Regions from separate parts of the Homo sapiens genome. Here region 1 is linked to region 2. A link is a loop called in an ENCODE intact Hi-C map of the cell type or tissue named here. Cell type or tissue: uterus. All regions are shown on one strand. Each heading gives the region's core, and the rest is flanking DNA. Links, peaks and the distances in the headings are about the cores only.

The links. Hi-C counts contacts between places; a loop is a spot of excess contacts. Peaks named below come from ENCODE experiments on the same cell type or tissue, not always from the same donor. Only the 100,000 strongest peaks of a DNase experiment are listed, where the experiment ranks them.
Region 1: it touches region 2 in a loop (5-fold over the local background); 15 of 110 quality-filtered maps call a loop at or near these places.

The regions. Positions count from the first base shown.
Region 1 is chr3:9,951,999-9,961,423 of GRCh38, reverse strand. It overlaps PRRT3-AS1 (PRRT3 antisense RNA 1), which reads right to left. Exons shown (of 4, transcript NR_046734.1): 4 at 6,637-6,820. PRRT3 (proline rich transmembrane protein 3) reads left to right here and starts at 9,016. Exons shown (of 4, transcript NM_207351.5): 1 at 9,016-9,102. RefSeq lists a silencer at 8,978-9,425. In uterus, for the core only: no CTCF peak of the experiment used is centred there; no DNase peak of the experiment used is centred there.
Region 2 is chr3:10,010,389-10,019,813 of GRCh38, reverse strand. It overlaps a transcript of EMC3 not described here, the pseudogene MARK2P2 and the pseudogene CIDECP1. Among named protein-coding and RNA genes, the nearest start is that of FANCD2, 11 kb to the left of the region's middle. RefSeq lists an enhancer at 8,142-8,667 and a silencer at 8,466-8,695. In uterus, for the core only: a CTCF peak has its summit at 8,812; DNase peaks (open chromatin) are centred at 1,852, 4,233, 6,752 and 8,563; H3K4me3 peaks cover 639 bases; H3K27ac peaks cover 3,103 bases.

The sequences.
Region 1 (9,425 bases), core at 662-8,661, 58 kb after region 2:
GCAAATGTCTACTTGCTGATCATGGAATAGAACAGGGGTGTCCAATCCTTTGGCCTCCCTGGGCCACACTGGAATAAGAATTGTCTTGGGCCACACATAAAATACACTAACACTGACGATAGCTGATAAGCTACAAAACAAACAAAAAACAATGTTTTAAGAAAGTTTATGAATTTGTGTTGGGCCCCATACCAAGCTGTCCTGGGCGGCATGCAGCCTACAGGCCAGACAAGCTTGGTATAGAAAGTACCGTACAAGGAAAGCTAAATATTGACAGTCAACTGCACAACACAACTCAGAAAAATACAATTTAGATTTGAGGTGAGTAGGTAAACCCGTGCTTAGGGACAAAAGTCAGCTCGATTCCTCTGTTTGGTCTGTAAGGTGTGTGATGGGTATGTGTGTATGTGAAAGAGGGTTACTAACTGGATTAGGAATATTGCAGTTGCAGGTGACAAGCTGAACTCAAGCAATTAAAAAGGAATGGAAATTGACTCAATAACTAAAATGTCTGGTGGTTGGCTTCAGGCACAGCTGGGTCCAGGGCCTCTCATGATATCATCAGGACTCAGTTGCTTTCTCAAGTCTGCTTCTTAGACAGTTAGTTTTCTTATAGAGGCACGAGATTAGTAATCCTAGTGAAAAGAAAGCACCCCTTTTTAAAAAATCTAGGAAAAGTTAGGGTTGCATCTTAACTCATCTGCCTTAAGTCAACTGCAAATTCCAGGAACTGCTTAGCTTCTCATAAACTATAAGAACTGAAGGTATAATAAGAGTGATTCCCCAAAGGAAAACTGGGATGCTGTTGCCTGAAGAAGTGGCATGGGTACCAGACAAAAAATATCTTATCTTACCTTTAATCATCCAAACCATCTGGAATGTTCCCAACAGGAGGTGCTGTCCCTGTCCTTGGAAGTAATTGCGGTCTGCAAACATTTGCAGGATTTCTACAGTGTGCTCAGGGCCATGCTAGATATTTTCAGATCTTTCTGTTCATTCAACCAATAGTGAATTGAGTGTTGCCAGGCACTGCATATGAACAAGACACAGTCACAGACCTTAAAAACTCAGACTGCTAGACCAACCTGGCTAACACGGTGAAACCCTCTCTCCACTAAAAAATACAAAAAAATTAGCCGGGCATGGTGGCGGGTGCCTGTAGGCCCAGCTACTTTGGAGGCTGAGGCAGGAGAATGGCGTGAACCCAGGAGGTGGAGCTTGCAGTGAGCCGAGATTGCGCCACTGCACTCCAGCCCGGGCGATAGAGTGAGACTCCATCTCAAAAAAAAAACAAAAACCAAAAAACCTCAGACTACTATAGTACATGCTGTGACAGGGACGATCCTAGGGAGGCCATGGGAACATCCTGCAGGTCATCCAGTCAACCCGAATGCTCAGGGAAGGCTTCCCAGCAGAAACATCTCAACTAAGATGTGAAAGATCATGAGGAACTTGCCAGAAAAAAATATACAGACTGTTCTAAACAGAGGTAACGGTGTGCACAAAGTCTCAGAAGCAAAGATGTTGGTGTTTTCATGGAACTGAAACAAGACCTGCATGACCCTGCAGTGTAGAGTATGAAAGGACTGATAAACATTTGGATTGTACACTTAAAACGGGTGAATGGGGTGGGGTGCGAATTATAGCTCACTAAAACTGCTTCAGAAGACAAGATGAGGAGGCAGCACTAGGGCCAGATGGCAGAGGAGCTTATAAGTCATCCCTCAGAGGCGGAACTTCATCCTGATGATGGCAGCAGGAAGCCTTTGTAGGGACTGGTGTGAAGGGATTTGCTGCTGGGCAAGGAATGGAATGGAGGGGCAGAAGTGGGTATGGAGAGCACTGGAGTGAGAGTGAGATGGTAATGCGGTCAGAGGAGAAGGCGCAGCATTGAAGTCATGTCCATGATTAGCTCCTGCTTTCTCACACTCACTGTGTTGCTTTGCAGAAGACAGTTTCCCTCTTTGGGCCTCAGTCTCCCCACCAGTCACAAGGCTACTTTGGAAAAGTCTGGCAGGTCCTCAAAAGTTTTAATGTAAAATTTCCATATGACTCAGCAGTTCCACTCCTAAATAGATATATACCCAAGAGAAGTGAAAACATACTGGCCGGGCATAATGGCTCATGCCGGTAATCCCAGCACTTTGGGAGGCCGAGGCAGGCGGATCACGAGGTCAGGAGTTCGAGACCAGCCTGACCAACATGGTGAAACCCCGTCTCTACTAAAAATACAAAAATTAGCTGGGCGTGATGGCGCGCCACTGTAATCCCAGCTACTCGGGAGGCTGAGGCAGGAGAATCGCTTGAACCTGGGAGGTGGAGGTTGCAGTGAGCCAGGATCATGCCATTGCACTCCAGTCTAGGCAACAGGGTGAGACTCCATCTCAAAAAAAAAAGAAAAGAAAACATATGTCCAGATCAGGTGCGTTGGCTCATGCCTGTAATTCCAGCACTTTAGGAGACCAAGGCAGGTGGATCGAGCCTCCTGTAGTCCCAGCTACTCAGGAGGCTGAGGCAGGAGAATTGCTTGAACATGAGAGCCAGAGGTTGCAGTGAGCTGAGATCGCACTACTGCACTCCAGCCTGGGCTACCGACTGGGCCACAAAGCGAGACTCTGTCTCAAAAAAAAAAAAAAAAAAAGAAAGAAGAAAAAGAAAACATGTCTACACAATTATGTATACATGAATATTCATAGTAGCCACAAGGTGGGAAACAACCCAAATGTCTATCAGCTAACAGATGGATAAATGAAATATGGTATAGCCATACAATGGCGTATTATTCAGCAGTAAAAAGAATAAAGTACTGACCAGGTGCAGTGGCTCACGCCCGTAATCCTTGCACTTTAGGAGGCTGAGGTGGGAGGATTGCTTGAGGCCAGGAGTTCAAGACTGGCCCGGCAACATAGCAAGACCCTGTCTCTACAAAAAATAAAGTTATCTGGGCATGGTGGCGTATGCCTGTAGTCCCAGCTACTCAGGAGCCTGAGGCAGGTGGGTGGTTGCTTGAGCCCAGAAGTTGAAGATTACAGTGAGCCATGACTGTGCCACTGCACTCCAGCCTGGGCAACAGATTGAGACCCTGTCTCTAAAACAGTAAAATAGGTTAGGCACAATGTCTCATGCCTGCATTCCAAGTACTTTGGGAGGGTGAGGCGGGAGGATCACTTGAGCCTGGGAGTTGGAGACCAGTTTAGGCAACATAGTGAGGCCTCACAAGAAAATGAAAAAAAAAATCAGCCAGGCATGGTGGCACATGCCTGTAGTCCCAGCTACCGAGGAGGATGAGGTGGAAGGATTGCTTGAGCCCAGGAGGTCAAGGCTGCAGTGAGCCATCATTGCACCACTGCACTCCAGCCTGGAAGACAGAGCGAGACCCTGTCTCAAAACGATAAATAAATAATAATAAAGTAATTATCACTATTTTACCAGAATTTTTTTTTTTTTTTGAGACAGAATCTTGCTCTGTCACCCAGGCTGGCGTGCAGTGGCACGATCTTGGCTCACTGCAACCTCTGCCTCCCGGGTTCAAGCGATTCTCGTGCCTCAGCCTCCCGAGTAGCTGGGATTATAGGCGTGCACCACTGCATCTGGCTAATTTTTGGATTTTTAGTAGAGACGGGGTTTCACCATGTTGGCCAGGCTGGTCTCGAACTCCTGACCTCAGGTGATTCACCTGACTTGGCCTCCCAAAGTGCTGGGACTACAGGCGTGAGCCACTGCCCCTGGCCCAGAATTTTTTAATGTATCTCCCAAAATCACTTTTTTGTGGGAGGGGAGGGAGCAGGGAAGTTGGATATTTTCAAAGTAAATCACAAGTATGTCATTTCACACATAAGTCGTAGGTATCATAACAGATATGGAATTTTTTACACATAACCCACAAGGCCATTATTTCACCCGATGCAAACATGCTTATACCTTAATATGTCCTAAGACTCAATCTGTGTTCATATTTCCCTAATTGTCTTAAAATGTCTTTTCCACAGTGGATTTATTTGACTGAGGCTCCCAACGAGGCCCCCACGTGGCATTTGGTTGCTATATCTCTTAAATCTCTTATGTAACAGTTTTCCCTCCCTCCCTTTTTTTTCAAGACATTCATCTGTCGAAGAAACCATGTTGTTTGTTGTCTCTGTAGAATTCTGTGAATCTCTGAAAATGTTATCTGAATGGGAAATTAAATCTTTCAATTGTTTTTCACTTTAAGGAAAGATTAAGGGGAATGAATTAGTGATAGATGCATGGAAAATTAAGCAAATGAAAAACCAAGCAGTACTTACTGCAGGAGAAACAATGTCTGGAGAGGGAATTATTATCCTCACAGCACACTTCTTGAATCAGCTTGAATACTTGTTTCACAGTTCTAGTATTGTAAATGCAGAATAATGATACCAAAAAACTACAGAAAAATATGGAAAGTAATAGAAGAACTACATTTTCATATTATCTTCATAGTAGTCAATAGATTAACCCCCAAAACTGAAAATAATTAACATTAGCCGCATAAATCTGATGTGAAAATAGGATAAATACCAGAAGAAATAACCAGAAGTACCAGAAAGACTTGACAATAATTACTTCCAGAAAGTGGGAATTGAGAGTGAAAGGGAATGGGGTAAGGATCTGCTGATTTTAAAGTGGCATCAGATTTCACACACAAAAAAAATAAATAACTCTTGGCCAGGTGTGGTGGCTCACGCCTGTAATCCCAGCACTTTGGGAGGCCAAGGCAGGCAGATCACTTGAGGTCAGGAGTTTGAGACCGGCCTGGCCAACATGGTGAAACCCCATCTCTGCCAAAAATACAAAAATCAGCCAGGCCTGGTGGTGCATTCCTGTAGTCCCAGCTACTCGGGTGGCTGAGGCAGGAAAACGGCTTGAACTCAGGAGGCGGAGGTTACAGTGAGCTGAGATTGTGCCACTGCCCTCCAGCCTGGGTGAAAGTGAGAGACTCTGTCTCAAAAAACAAACAAAAAACCTCTTTAAAAAGATCAGGTTTGTTTAGTTGGTGTTGGTGGAAGCTAAAATCTGAGAATGAGTAGGCTAAGACTCCAGGAGCCCTTCAGGCTGAATTTGGCCAGTTTGGTAAAAGAGTATAACTCCCCGTGCCCTCAGAGTTCAGGACAGTGGGCAGAGCACAGAGAAGGTTCACCAGCCTGCACTTTCTCCCACCTGTTCTCCCTTTTGTTTATTTTCTCATGCCTGCCAGAGCAACCAGCCAGAATGAAAATGCCAACCAACTGTCCTGGGCTTTGTCTAAGCAGGAGATTTCATCATTGCCAGCCCCATCTTCTTTGCCTTTTCTTTCTCACTCTTTCCTTGGGGAGTCACAACAACTTTCAGCTCTGTTGGTTTGAAGTCAACAGAGATCCAAACTGGAGGGCCTATTTTCATGGACTCAATTAACTCCTAACACAGTAGGGGCCGCCTGGAAGGCCTGGGGTTTCCCTCTCCCCCACTTTCCTCTCTCAGGTTCTTCCAGAGGGGCAGGAGGGTGTCATTACTATTAAGAGCACTGGTTCTGGCCAGGCGTGGTGACTCATGCCTGTAATCCTAGCACTTTGGGAGGGCGAGGCAGGCTGATCACTTGAGGCCAAGAGTTTGAGACCAGCCTGGCCAACATGGCGAAACCCTGCCTCTACTAAAAATACAAAAGCAAGATTCCATCTCAAAACAAAGAGCACTAGTTCTAAAGTCAGGCCTGTGGCTTGGCCCCTTAGTTGCTGCATGACCTTTAACAAGTTATTGAACTTCTCTGAGCTTCAGCTTGCCAGCTGTATAATGAAAAACATAAAACCTAGGGTTGTCATGAGGACTTAAAAAGAATAATGGTGTGTAGCATAGTTTTTGGCAGACCAAGTGCTTGGTGAACAGGAGATATTGACCATCCCTTGTATACTTGGAGTCACCTTCCATTTATCCCCGCCGTCCCAGAGTCTGCAGAAGGATGCTGGGAGCTCCATCTGGAGCTGAGATACTCCCCGTCCACACCTGCGCACCTCGTGTTCCCCGCTTACATTCACCTCCACCCCAGCCAGTCTCCTCTTTCCGCAGGATCAGCTTTCACCTTGGCCTCTAGCCAAAGGGATCCTAATCTCTCTTGCATTTGTTTGGAATCTCAGAATGCCTGCCGGTTGGTGGTTTAGAAACGCGATGGGATTGGGGCCCCTGGTTCCAAAGAGGGCAGCCAGCAAGCAGCCAGATGGCCCTGCATGGACTGGGAGGTCAGGCACTCACACACCTGCCCTTCTCAGGAGAAACTGAGGAAGGGAACCGGGCCAGCTCTGAGCCTGTGGAGGGAATCTCAACATCTCCAAAGGAGGCTCCCAGCGAGTTCACAAGGGGAAGTGAGAGGAAGGATCCAGACTCCTCAGCTTCTGTAGGGGGCCCTAGGACTGCATTCTGGCCAAGACTGCCCACATGGGAACAGACACAGGTCCCCCAAAGGAAGTTAGGATGCTGTCAGGAAGGGAAATGGTTATTGCAAAACCCTCCAAAATGTCAATCAGCTATATGTAGAATCAGGATCCAGTTAACTTCCTACAAGATTGTAACAACAGGCTGGATCTAACAAGATAAACAACAAACAAATGTAGAATCCTACATTAAGAGTCAATAAACCAGTGGTACATGAAGAGATGGGAAGACTTTACTACTAGATCAATTGGGTAACAAAGTAATGTGGCTGCTAGAAACATTAATTCAGTGTGAGGCCGTATGAATGGAGTAGAATCCTGGAAAGGAGAGGTGAAGGTTCAGCTTTACTCCCAACAAGGTTCATTTCCAAGAGTCCTACTTTCAGAGGGGCGTTGTTGAGCTGGTAAGAAGCAAACAGAGAAGAGATTCCACATGGTGAGAACCCAGAATCCTGTCCTGCAAGGAACAGCTGAAAAACTCGGAGTGTTTGTCCTGGAGAAAGAAGACTCTAGAGAAATGAGAGATGCCTTTACAATTCTGAAGTGGCTCCAACAAGGAAAACAGAGCTGGTCAGGTCATGTGTGAAACGGGCAAGGCCTGCACCCTCTCCCAGAGTCAAGCAGCTGAATGCAGGCCCCACCATTTACCAGCCATTAGGGATGGAATATTCTTCAAACTGCAACACGTCAGACACAACTGGGGCCTGAGTATTGCTTTTCTGTGAGAGCTAGAGGTAGGAAGCCATTGGGAGGGAGATGTCAGCTCAGCCCTAGGAAGAATTTTTTCTTTTTCTTTTTTAAGTGAAATTTGATTTTTTATTTGATACTGGGTCTCTTTCTGTCACCCAGGCTGGAGTGCGGTGGTGCGACCTTGGCTCACTGCAACCTCTGGCTCCTGGACTGAAGTGATCCTCCCACATAACCCTCCTGAGTATCTGGGACCCAGGTGCGCACCACCACACTTGGCTAATTTTTTTTTTTTTTTTTTGGTAGAGATGGGGTTTTGCCATGTTGCCCAGGCTGGTCTCGAACTCCTGGGTTCAAGCAGTCCTCCAGCCTTGGCCTCCCAAAGTGCTGGGAATATAGGCATGAGCCATTATACAGGCCAAATTTTCTTCTTCTTCTTCTTCTTCTTTTTTTTTTTTTTTTTTTTTTTTGTCAGTCTCGCTCTACTGCCCAGGCTGGAGTGCAGTGGTCATTGCACTCCAGTGACACAGCTTGTGGTCAATGGACAGAGTGGTCAATGCACTCCAGTGACACTCCAGTGGCCATAGCTTACTGCAATCTTGACCTCTTGGGCTCAAATGATTCTCTGGCCTCAGCCTCTGGAGTAGGTAGGACTACAGGCATGTACCACCACGCCCAGCTAGTTTTTTTGTTTTTTTGTTTGTTTTTTAATTTAAAAAAGTCTCACCATCTTGCCCATGCTGGTCTTGAACTCCTGGGCTCAAAATGATCCTCCTCTCTAGGCCTCCCAAAGTGCTGGGATTACAGGTGTGAGCTACTGCACCCAGCCCTATCTCATTTTTGATAACCACATATATTTCCTGTGTGGCTTTCCCTTAAGGAATTGAGCCTAATAATGGATGTTTAGTATATCAAGAGGTGTTCAAAGAAAGACCAAGAACATTTTGACAGTGTCTACCAGCCCCATATGCAGACCCATAGATTTTACTACCATGCCTCGGCTAGGCAATTATCTGGTAGGTGCACTAGTGTACGTGCACAGTGATGTGTTAAGCAAGGAATGGCCCCTGCTCCATTATCCCTGCGAGCAAAAGGCTAGAAACAACCTATGTCCAATTACAGGGGACAGGATAAAGAACAATAACTAGCTGACCATATGCTGGAATTCTCAACAGTGGATACAAGAAATGATATAGATCTATAGATATTTACATGAAAAATGTGCCAGAATATATTGGAAAGTGAAAAAGACAAATTACAGAAATGTGTACAGTGGCTGGGCACGGTGGCTGACGCCTGTAATCCCAACACTTTGGGGGTCCGAGGCGGGCTGATCACCTGAGGTCAGGAGTTCGAGACCACCCTGGCCAACATGGTGAAACCCTGTCTCCACTAAAAATATAAAAATTAGCCAGGCATGGTTACTAGGGAGGCTGAGGCAGGAGAACCACTTGAACCTGGGAGGCGGAGGTTGCAGTGAGCCGAGATCACGCCACTGCACTCCAGCCTGGGCGACAGAGCAAGACTGTCTCAAAAAAAAAAAAAAAAAGTATACAGTATGATGTCATTTCTATTTAAGATGTACATGTAACTGTACATTGAGAAGAATCTGAAGGATACATACCAAGCTGTAGGTAGGATTTACCTAAAAGGATGTAGGGATATAGAAAGGAAGTGAGCTCCCCGTCCCATGAGGTATGCAAGCAGAGGCTAGCTGCCCCGTTTTCAGGGATGCTGCAGAAGACATTTCCACATCCCTCAGAGATGACCTCGGTTCCACTCTGAGCCCTGACAATCCCTGAGCGAGGGGAAGTCAGGGTTGACAGAAGAGTCCACCCCTAAGGGGAAAGAGTTAAGCAGGGCTGCGCTCCTGTGGGCGGGCTCGCGATCGGCAGCGCCGGGCTCTGTTAGCCGAGTCTGAGCATCTCGGAGGATGCGGCGCGGCGATCGGCTGCAGGGACGCGCGCAAGGTGAACACGGGGGCTGCGGCGCGCAGGTGAGGAGCTGGCCCAGGGAGGGGGCGATGGCGGGACCCCGACGGGGAGCGTGGCCTGCTGCCCCCGTCGCGGGCGCAGGCGACCAGGCCTGCACGGCGCCCACCCCCATCCAGGACACTGCGGGAAGGCGCGGAGCCAGGGAGAGAGGAGACGGAGGAGGAGGAGGAGGAGGAGGAGAGGTAACCCGAGATGGACCAGCTCCGAGGCTGCCCCGCAACGGCCTCGCCCTGCCCCCAGGCCGGCCTCTCCCCAGTCCCTGCGGCAGAGAGATCCGCCACCCCCCACAGCCTCTCCAGCAGAGTGGGAGCCCAGGGCTGGGCAA
Region 2 (9,425 bases), core at 919-8,918:
TCCACTCCCCTATCTCACTTAGGACTAGACACCTCGAGTGACCCTCACATTCCCCTTTCAAACAGATTTGGTAAGAATTTGATTAAAATTATCTAGCATTCTTTATATTTTTTTAGAGACAGCGTCTCACTCTGTCATCTAGGCTACAGTGCAGTGGTGCAATCATGGCTCACTGCAGCCTTAACCTCGTAGGCTCAAGTGATCCTCCTGAGTAGCACAAGTGTGTGCTACCATGCTTGGCTAGTTCTTTAATACTTTTGTAGAGACAAGGTCTCACTAGACCAGGCTGGTCTCAAACTCCTGGCCTCAAGCCATCCTCCTCGGCCTCCCAAAATGCTGGAATTATAGGCCTGAGCCAGTGCACCTAGCCAAAGTTGTCTAGCATTCAACCAGCTGCTCTTGAACCTGCCCCCGCTTCCCCATTTCCCCTACTTTTCAAATATCCAACCCCACGTTAATTGCTTTATGCTATTTCAGCCTTATGACCCTGGGTGGCAGGTGCAATCCCATTTTACCCATGAGGGAGCTGAAGCTCAAAACTAGAGCAGTTTGCTGAAGTTCACCCAGCTAATAAGACTGGATTAGGACTTAGGCCTGCCTGATTCAGGTTCAGTTCTCAGTACATGCTCATGCCAGGCATGGATGTCTTCATGTCCAGCACTCTGAACATGAGCTAGACTGCAGGTGACTTAGAAAGGCCTCAGAGTCTAGAACAGAGTGTCTCAAGGGCAGAGCCACATTATGGAGATTAATCTGGCTGGACCAAAGTAGTAGTAGAAAAATAGAAAGCCATATGAAATGAGCTGGGGTTTTGCATGAGAAAGTAGGGAGGTTCCGGGCATCTCAGTTAAGGTGGAATTGCAGGTCCTCGCCCTAATCCTGATCCCATCTGCAGCATCTGTTCCTATTTGCACATTGCTCTAGAATTGATGAAATGCTTTTAGTGCTACCACCTCAGTGGTATTCAAATGTTATTAATGAAGAAAACAAACATAATGAAACCAATCCCTTCCAGGCCAACATGGGAATAATGGGTTGTAGGGAGGTGTACACTTATGTTTTATTCTTACTTGTTTTTGAGACGCTCTGTTGCCCAGGCTGGAGCGCAGTGGTGCAATCTCAGCTCACTTCAACCTCTGTCTCCCGGGTTCAAGCGATTCTCATGCCTCAGCTTCCCAAGTAGCTGAGATTACAGCTGTGTGCCACCTCACCTGGCTAATTTATTTGTATTTTTTAGTAGAGACGGGGTTTCACCATGTTGGCCAGGCTGGTCTCAAACTCCTGACCTCAAGTGATCTGCCCGCCTCAGCCTCCTAAAGTGCTAGGATTACAGGCGTGAGCCACTGAGCCCAGCTTTGTTTTGTTGTTGTTGGTGATGGTGGTGGTTTTTTTGTTTGTTTGTTTTGTTTTGTTTTTTTGAGACAGAGTCTTGCTCTGTCACCCAGGCTGGAGTGCAGTGGCATCATCTCAGCTCACTGCAACCTCCGCCTCCTGGGTTCAAGCGATTCTCCTGCCTCAGGCTCTCAAGTAGCTGGAATTATAGGCGCCCACCAGCAGGCCTGACTAATTTTTGTGTTTTTAGTAGGGACAGGGTTTTACCATGTTGGCCACACTGGTCTCAAACTCCTGACCTCAGGTGACTCACCCACCACGGCCTCCCAAAGTGTTAGGATTACAGGCATGAGCCACTACGCCCAACCTACTTCGTGGTTTTGACTTGCGTGCCCTCTCATTCCACCCAGGGAAGCTCTCCACTGGGCCCTTTTCAGCATGCAAGCCACGGGCCACGTGCTGCTTCACCTCCTGTTACCTGCAGCAGCTCCTCGATGCCACAGAGGACGGGCATCCCCCCAAGGGCAAGGCCTCATCCCTCATCCCGACCTGTCTGAAGATACTGCAGTGAAAGCCCAAGCCCTAGCTTTCCCCAGTGAAGGACTAGACTAGGGGCCCCACGCTCAACTGGTAGTGGCCACAAGCCTGGCAGCTGTAGAGCCGCTAACCTCCCGACACCTCCCTCACCACACAGGACCCTGAGTGAGGAGGAGGGGCTGGAAACCTGGGATGGGTTGGCCAAAGGAGAACCTCAGGCTCCTGGCCTGGCCCAGCTCCTTCCTGCCCAAGGTAGCTTAGCCCATCCAGACTGGTCCTGAAGTCTGTCCCTCCATTGGCATGAAGTCTGCCCCTCAGCAGTCCGGCCTCACAGGCTGTACTTTCATGGTGCTCTCTACCTTCTGGCCCCCATCCCAGAACATTCGTGAGTGAATTCGCAAGCATACTAGCATGTGATATTAGGGAGTTTGCAATAAATTATTGATGCTGATGTATCTTTGCCTGTGTTCTTTGGGGTGGGGTTCTAGCTGGAAGGTTGGAGAGGGCTAAAGGAAGAGATGAATCTGTTGTCAAACTATTCTCCATAACATAAGATTACAAATAATAGTTTTTCTACCAAAGGGGGGAAAAAAAAAAAAAGCTGAGCACAGTGACACGTGCCTGCAGTCCCAGCTACTCAGCAGGCTGTGGTGGGAGCATCCCTTGAGACCAGGAGTTCAAGGCCAGCCCGGGGCACAATAGCAAGAGCCCAGGCTCTTTAAAAAACAAAATTGCAGGGGTGGGGGGAGGGGGGAGGGATAGCATTGGGAGATATACCTAGTGCTAGATGACGAGTTAGTGGGTGCAGCGCACCAGCATGTCACATGTATACATAGGTAACTAACCTGCACATTGTGCACATGTACCCTAAAACTTAAAGTATAAAAAAAAAAAAAAAAAAAAAATTTGCAGGCCGGGTGCAGTGGCTCACGCCTGTAATCCCAGCACTTTGGGAGGCCCAGGCGGGCGGATCACGAGGTTGGGAGATCGAGACCACAGTGAAACCCTGTCTCTACTAAAAATACAAAAAAAAAATTAGCCAGGCGTGGTGGCGGGTGCCTGTAGTCCCAGCTACTCGGAGAGGCTGAGGCAGGAGAATGGCGTGAACCCAGGAGGCGGAGCTTACAGTGAGGCGAGATCGCACTACTGCACTCCAGCCTGGGCGACAGAGCGAGACTCTGTCTCAAAAAAAAAAAAAAAATTGCATTTGATTTTGAAACTAAAGTCGGCTAAATTTGAGGCTTGAGCTGACCATGTAATTGATACCATAAGTAACAATTTCCTAATTAAATTCACCTATCAGAGGAGCTTCAATTGAGCAGGTGGGATTAAGTCACTCTTCTAATTTCTCAGTGTCCCGTTTTATAATAACCATTTAAGTGGTTAGGTGAAAAAGTACTACTCAAGCTGTAAGGCATTTCCCCGTCAATGCCCATCCTAACTTGCCAGACAGCTTATCTTTCATGTTCAGGACTTTCAACCTCGGGATTTCAAAGTGGGCTCATAGGTAGCCCCAAAGAGTAGGAGCTTCTCATCAGTGTGAGCTGGCATTTTCCAATATTGGACAACTCAAGACAAGCATGAAAGGCTGAATTTAGGCTGGGCGTGCTGGCTCATGCCTGTAATCCCAGCACTTTGGGAGGCCAAGGCAGGTGGATTACCTGAGGTCAGCAGCTGGAGACCAGCCTGGCCAACATGGCCAAACCCTCTCTCTACTAAAATACAAAAAATTAACCAGGCATGCTTGTAGGCATCTGTAATCCCAGCTATTTGGGAGGCTGAGGCAGGAGAATTGCTTAAACCTGGGAGGCATAGGTTGCAGTGAGCCAAGATCGTGCCATTGCACTCTAGCCTGGACGACAGAGTGAGACTCCGTCTCAAAAAAAAAACACAAACAAACAAAAAAAAAACGAAAAATAAAACAAAACCAATCGTTTTACAACTCTTACTATAAAGCCTATTTGGATGTAGTAAATACTAAGGCAAAGGTCTGTATTACCAAAGATGGTCTGGGAGCTATTTCTGGCAGCGGACCCAAACCCTGCAACCTGTGGGTGAAGCTGCTGAAGCTCACTGAAGAGGGCCTGCTATTCTGGGCTCTCCTTCTCTTGCAGTTGTGGCTGGAGGCTGGCCTGGTGTCAGGCTGGCTCCATGGGGTGGGCCGTCTGGCAGGGAGGCCTGATGTTTGTATTAGCACAGAATCTATCCCAGTCCACCCTTGCCGAAGCTGTGGCGGGGCCTACGTGCTCCTTCCGTAAAGTGCTCAGTAACAGAGTTGGAGTGGGGGTGGGAGGCTCGGTATTTGTCCCAAGCTTCCCTCCTCCTGGGATCCGGAGTTTCACAAGTGAATCTTGAGCAACTGCCCACGGTCTCTTGGCATTGAGCCCAGGGAAAACAACGTTCTTCCTTTTCTTCCAGGAGCTCGAGGCTAATGGAGTCAAAGCAGCTGTGGTCAGTGAACAGGAAAAGGCAGCCTTTGATGAGGCTGGGGGGCTGGGGAGGGAAGATTCCAAACAGCAAAGGAGCTTGAGCCTCAGTAGGGCCTGGCGATCCTAGTGGGAGAATGGCCTTTCCTGGAGACCCCCCCGCACAGCCAGGAGCAGCTGTCGTCAAGGTGGGCTGTGTCCCAGCCCCTCCAGCTCAGCCTTTTCATCTGTTCAGGCTGGTGCTCACGAGTGCACAGGACGCCTTTCAGAAGGAGGATTCTAAATCCCGGGGGTCTGTAATGGCACAGCCACATGTCTGAGCCCAAAACAAGAGAACCACATGTGTTTTTGCCACACTTCTTGCCAGTGCTGTCCATATTTGTGTACATAATTTTTTGTTTCTTTTCTTTGAGACAGAGTCTCACTCTTGTCACCCAGGCTGGAGTGCAGTGGCACGATCTCAGCTCACTGCAACCTCTGCCTGCTGGGTTCAAGCAATTCTTCTGCCTCAGCCTCCCAAGTAGCTGGGATTACAGGCACCCACCACCACGCCCAGGTAATTTTTATATTTTTCATAGAGATGGGGTTTCGCCATATTGGCCAGGCTGGTCTCAAACTCCTGACCTCAGGTGATCCACCTGCCTCAGCCTCCGAAAGTGCTGGGATTACAGGCGTGAGACACCACACCCGGCTCTTGTGCACGTAATTCTATTTTATTTGAGATGGAGTCTTGCTCTGTTGCCCAGGCTGGAGTGCAGTGGCATGATCTCGGCTCACTGCAACCTCCGCCTCTCAGGCTCAAGAGATTCTTGTGCCTCAGCCTTCCAGGTAGCTGGGACTGTGCACCACCATGCTGGGCTAATGTTTGTATTTTTAGTAGAGTTGGGGTTTCACTTAGCCAGGCTGGTCTCGAACTTCTGGCCTCAAAAGATCTGCCCGCCTCGGCTTCTCAAAGTGCCTTGGATTCCCAAAGTGCTGGGATTACAGGTGTGAACCATCATGCCTGGCCTGTGCACATCATTTCAATAACTGATATTTTGAAAACATTGTTTATTGACATAATTTATGTACAATAAAATGTATTATTTACAAGTATGTCTTTCAATAAGTTTTGGCAAATTTATACAGTTATGTAACCACCATTTCTGGCAAACCAGAAAGCTGCCATCTGTCCCTTTATAGTCATGTAAATAGACTTTTCTAAAATGTCATGTAAATAGAATGATATATCTTAAAAATTTTTATTTCTATTTTTGTAAATTAAAAAAAGTATTTAGAAAATTATGAATCATATAGTCTTTTATATCTGGCTTAGATTTTTAAACTGTGTGTGTGTGTGTGTATGTGTGTGTGAAGAAGAAATATATCAGCAAGGTAAAACATTTAAGCTGTTCCAAAGGGTAAACATAATTACTCATCTAACCCCATCTGATTCCTTCAGAAGCAAACACCATCTTGTTTTTGTGTGTACTTTCAGAAACACAGAAGGATGTAAATATGACTAAGAAATTGGCCGGGCGCGGTGGCTCACGCCTGTAATCCCAGCACTTTGGGAGGCCGAGGTGGGCAGATCACGAGGTCAGGAGATCGAGACCATCCTGGCTAACATGGTGAAACCCCATCTCTACTAAAAATACAAAAATTAGCCTGGCGTGGTGGTGGGCGCCTGTAGTCCCAGCTACTCGGGAGGCTGAGGCAGGAGAATGGTGTGAACTCGGGAGGCGGAGCTTGCAGTGAGCCAAGATTGTGCCACTGCACTCCAGCCTGGGCGACAGAGCGAGACTCTGCCTCAAAAAAAAAAAAAAAAAGAGACAGAATAAATAGTAAATAGTAAAATGCAAGAAGTGAGGCTTCACCACCCCACCTAGCTGATTTTTGTCTTCATCTGTGCAACTATGTTGGAGCAATCTTATTCCTCCTTTTCTTCGGTGGACACATGCAGCAAAATCTTAATAGAAGTGAAAGATGCGTCCTCCGGCAGCCCTGTGGCAGCCCCAGTTTCTTTTCTTTTCTTTTTTTTTTTTTTTTTTTTTGAGACGGAGTCTCACTCTGTCCCCCAGGCTGGAGTGCAGTGGCACAATCTCGGCTCACTGCAAACTCCACCTCCCAGGTTCACGCCACTCTCCTGCCTCAGCCTTCTGAGTAGCTGGGACTATAGGTGCCCGCCACCAAGCCTGGCTAATTTTTTGTATTTTTAGTAGAGATGGAGTTTCACCATGTTAGCCAGGATGGTCTCGATTTCCTGACCTCGTGATCCTCCCGCCTTGGCCTCCCAAAGTGCTGGGATTACAGGCATGAGCCACTGCGTCCGGCTGCGGCAGCCCCAGTTTCTTGTTGGCTAGGCTGATGTCACAGCCTCAGGCTGTCCAGCTTGGACAACACTGGCTTCCTGTGATGATTGTCGCTGGGCAAGGGACGTTTCTGGGTCTCTGCCACTGCTGCTGGTGGTGTGGGTGGAGGTAGAGGCCACAGCGTCACGCTGGGGGGCTTTGCCAAAACTGTCCGGCTTCCTCTGCAGGCTGGCAGGGGCACTGGCAGGAACAGTGGTCTTCTGCTGAATGCTGAATATGGGACAAGCTGGCTCGCTGTGAGCCTGCTTCAGTGGGAGAGAGAAGGTGGAAACTTCAGTGGATAGAGAAGGACAGGTGGGAACCCCAGGAGGAAGGGACCATGGTCTGATGGTGGACTGCTTCTTTTGTTTGTTCTAAAATGAGGTAGGTGGCCATAGGATAGTGAAACGCTTTTTCTTTGATTGGCACAGAGATGTTCTTGGCCTGGAATCCCATGGCCACCATGAGCTGGGTGGTATGTTGGCTCATGGCTCTTTGTATGTTGTCCGTGGCATCTCCTAACCACAGTTCACCCACCAGTCCCTCAAAACTTCTTTCAGTGGGGGCCACTCCCTGGGTTCTAGTGTTAGTAACTTTTGAATGAATCTTTCAAGTTGAAGGGAAAAAAAATGGTGAGGCGTGGTAGCTTCCTGTGAAAATTTGATTCTTGAGGTCCATCGTGTTCCCTGAATAGAAGGGTAGGGCCCCGGCCACCATATGGTAGAGTATGACGCCAAGGCCCCATATGTCCATGGCAGGGCACTGGTACCCCCAGCCCAGGAAGAGTTCTGAGCAGGAATGGTGGTCTTCTGCCTTCACTTCTCGCCGTCCTTGGGCAGTCAAAAATTAAAAGTGGGAACAGCTGGCTCCCTTTGAGCCCTCTTTGGTTCCACAAGGAAGGCAGACTTTGTCAGATGGGGAAGAACAGGTGGGACCCCCAGGAGGAAGGGCTGTGCTCCAATGATGGAGCGCTTCCTCCTCTGTACTTTTCTCTACCCCAGGATTAGGTACGTGGCCATGGGATAATCACATATGTATTTTTTGTTGGGGAGAATATTGATTCCGAGATGTGTGCTGCTTGGAATCCCATGGCCACCATTACCAGGGTTGTAGGGGGCATAGGTGTCCAGGGTCTCTGTATGGTGTCAGCAGTGTCTTCTGGCCAGCATTGACCCAGGGGTCCCACGTCAGCTGGTTTAGTGGGGGCCACTCCCTGGGGTCGAGGCTGAGGAATTGTTTTACTAGTGTTTCCAGTGGAAACGAAGAAATAGGTGGGCAGTCATACTGTCACATAGCCTGAGGCAGGAAGGGACCACGGGTGGGGCTGGATGTTTTTCAGCCTCCCTGGCAGAGATCACTGACAGAGTGGTCAGCTTGGCCAAGTTTCTGCGGTGGCTGGCAGAAGAGGGAGAGGGAGGCAGTCCCCAGAGCAGGAATGCCTTCCCTTGCAGGGGAAAAACCGGCCATCCTCCCCTCAGAGCCTCCTTCACTGCAGCCCGTGGGAAGTGAGTGACCTGGGGGATCCGTGCCCCAGGGGCTAACCTCTGGGCTCTGGCTTAGCCCCACCCCGGGGAAACATTCACAGCCCCTCCTGAAGAGAGCCTTGCTGCAGGAAGACTCTGGCGGCGGGTGTGGGGGGGTGGTGCCCAGCTGGGAGAGTTCTGGGCTGTTGGTGGCAGTACCCCAGGCTCCAAACTCTCTGGGCCTGGGGGCAATTCCCTTCCCTGAGTACAACAGATTCCCACCCCGCCCTGCCCTACTGCCCGCCCCGCAGGGAAGTGGCCCAGGAGAGGAGGCGTGGACAGGTATCCCAGTGACTCCAGTCGGAGTCAGCTTGGGTAGCATGGCCCGCGGAAGACAGACCGGGCGAACGGGGCGGGCCCCAGGCTACCGAGCTGCAGCTGACAGGCAGTCCGGCGGCGTCGGGTCTCCATGGATACGGGGGTGGGGCCAGGCGGCGGCGAGCGGCGGCGGGCGGGGCTTTTAACGGCCATCGGCCCCTCCCAGCCTGGACAAAGACACAGAGCGCGGCCTGGGAGGCGGAGCTCTGCGGGCGGCCGGGGCCGCCTCCTTCCAGGCGCTGCTGCCCCAACACAGGCGGGCACTCTCTGCGGGTCCCGCGGCTCCCGCGGCTTCCGGCCCACTCAGCGCCTCCAGAGGCCTCAGGTGAGGGTCACCCCCCGCAGCTTGGGGTCACTCCCCTGAGCCCCCGGATCTTCCCATGGGTCCTTTGGAGGCCTGGGTTTTGGAGTTTGTCCTTCGTTAAGTGCCGCCCGCCGGGCGCGGCTGCTCCAGGACCACAGGTGACCGAGTGCGGCCGCGTCCCCTGCGGGCCACCCATCAAGGGCATAGGGGAGAGGCTCCTCAAGGCGCAGTGACCAGCCCTGCCCCGGGCTGACCCTCAGGGTGGGGAGGGGGCACTAACTCGGGTCCTCTCCCCCTAAGGCTCCTTCCTCACCTGGGGTGAAGGGCTCCCAGTCCTAGCACCTCAGGGGCCTTCCTGTTTCATTCATGCCAACAAGTGAACATTGAGCATTTGCTGTGTGCAGGGACAGAGAAGACAGACACGCTGGCCACTGAGTGGGGGAGGGAGTCTAGTCTATCAGTGCAGAAAACTCCCCATAGAGGTGGGGGCTATGACGGAAACACCAGGAAAAGTGATGGTGGAAGATGGGGGTGACCTACTGCAGATGGGGTGCTCAGGGAGGGCTTCTCTGAGGAGGTGACATTAACTAGATTGACAAAAGGGATGATCAAGGCCTGTGAAAGTTTTTTTTTTTTTTTAGACGAGTCTCGCTCT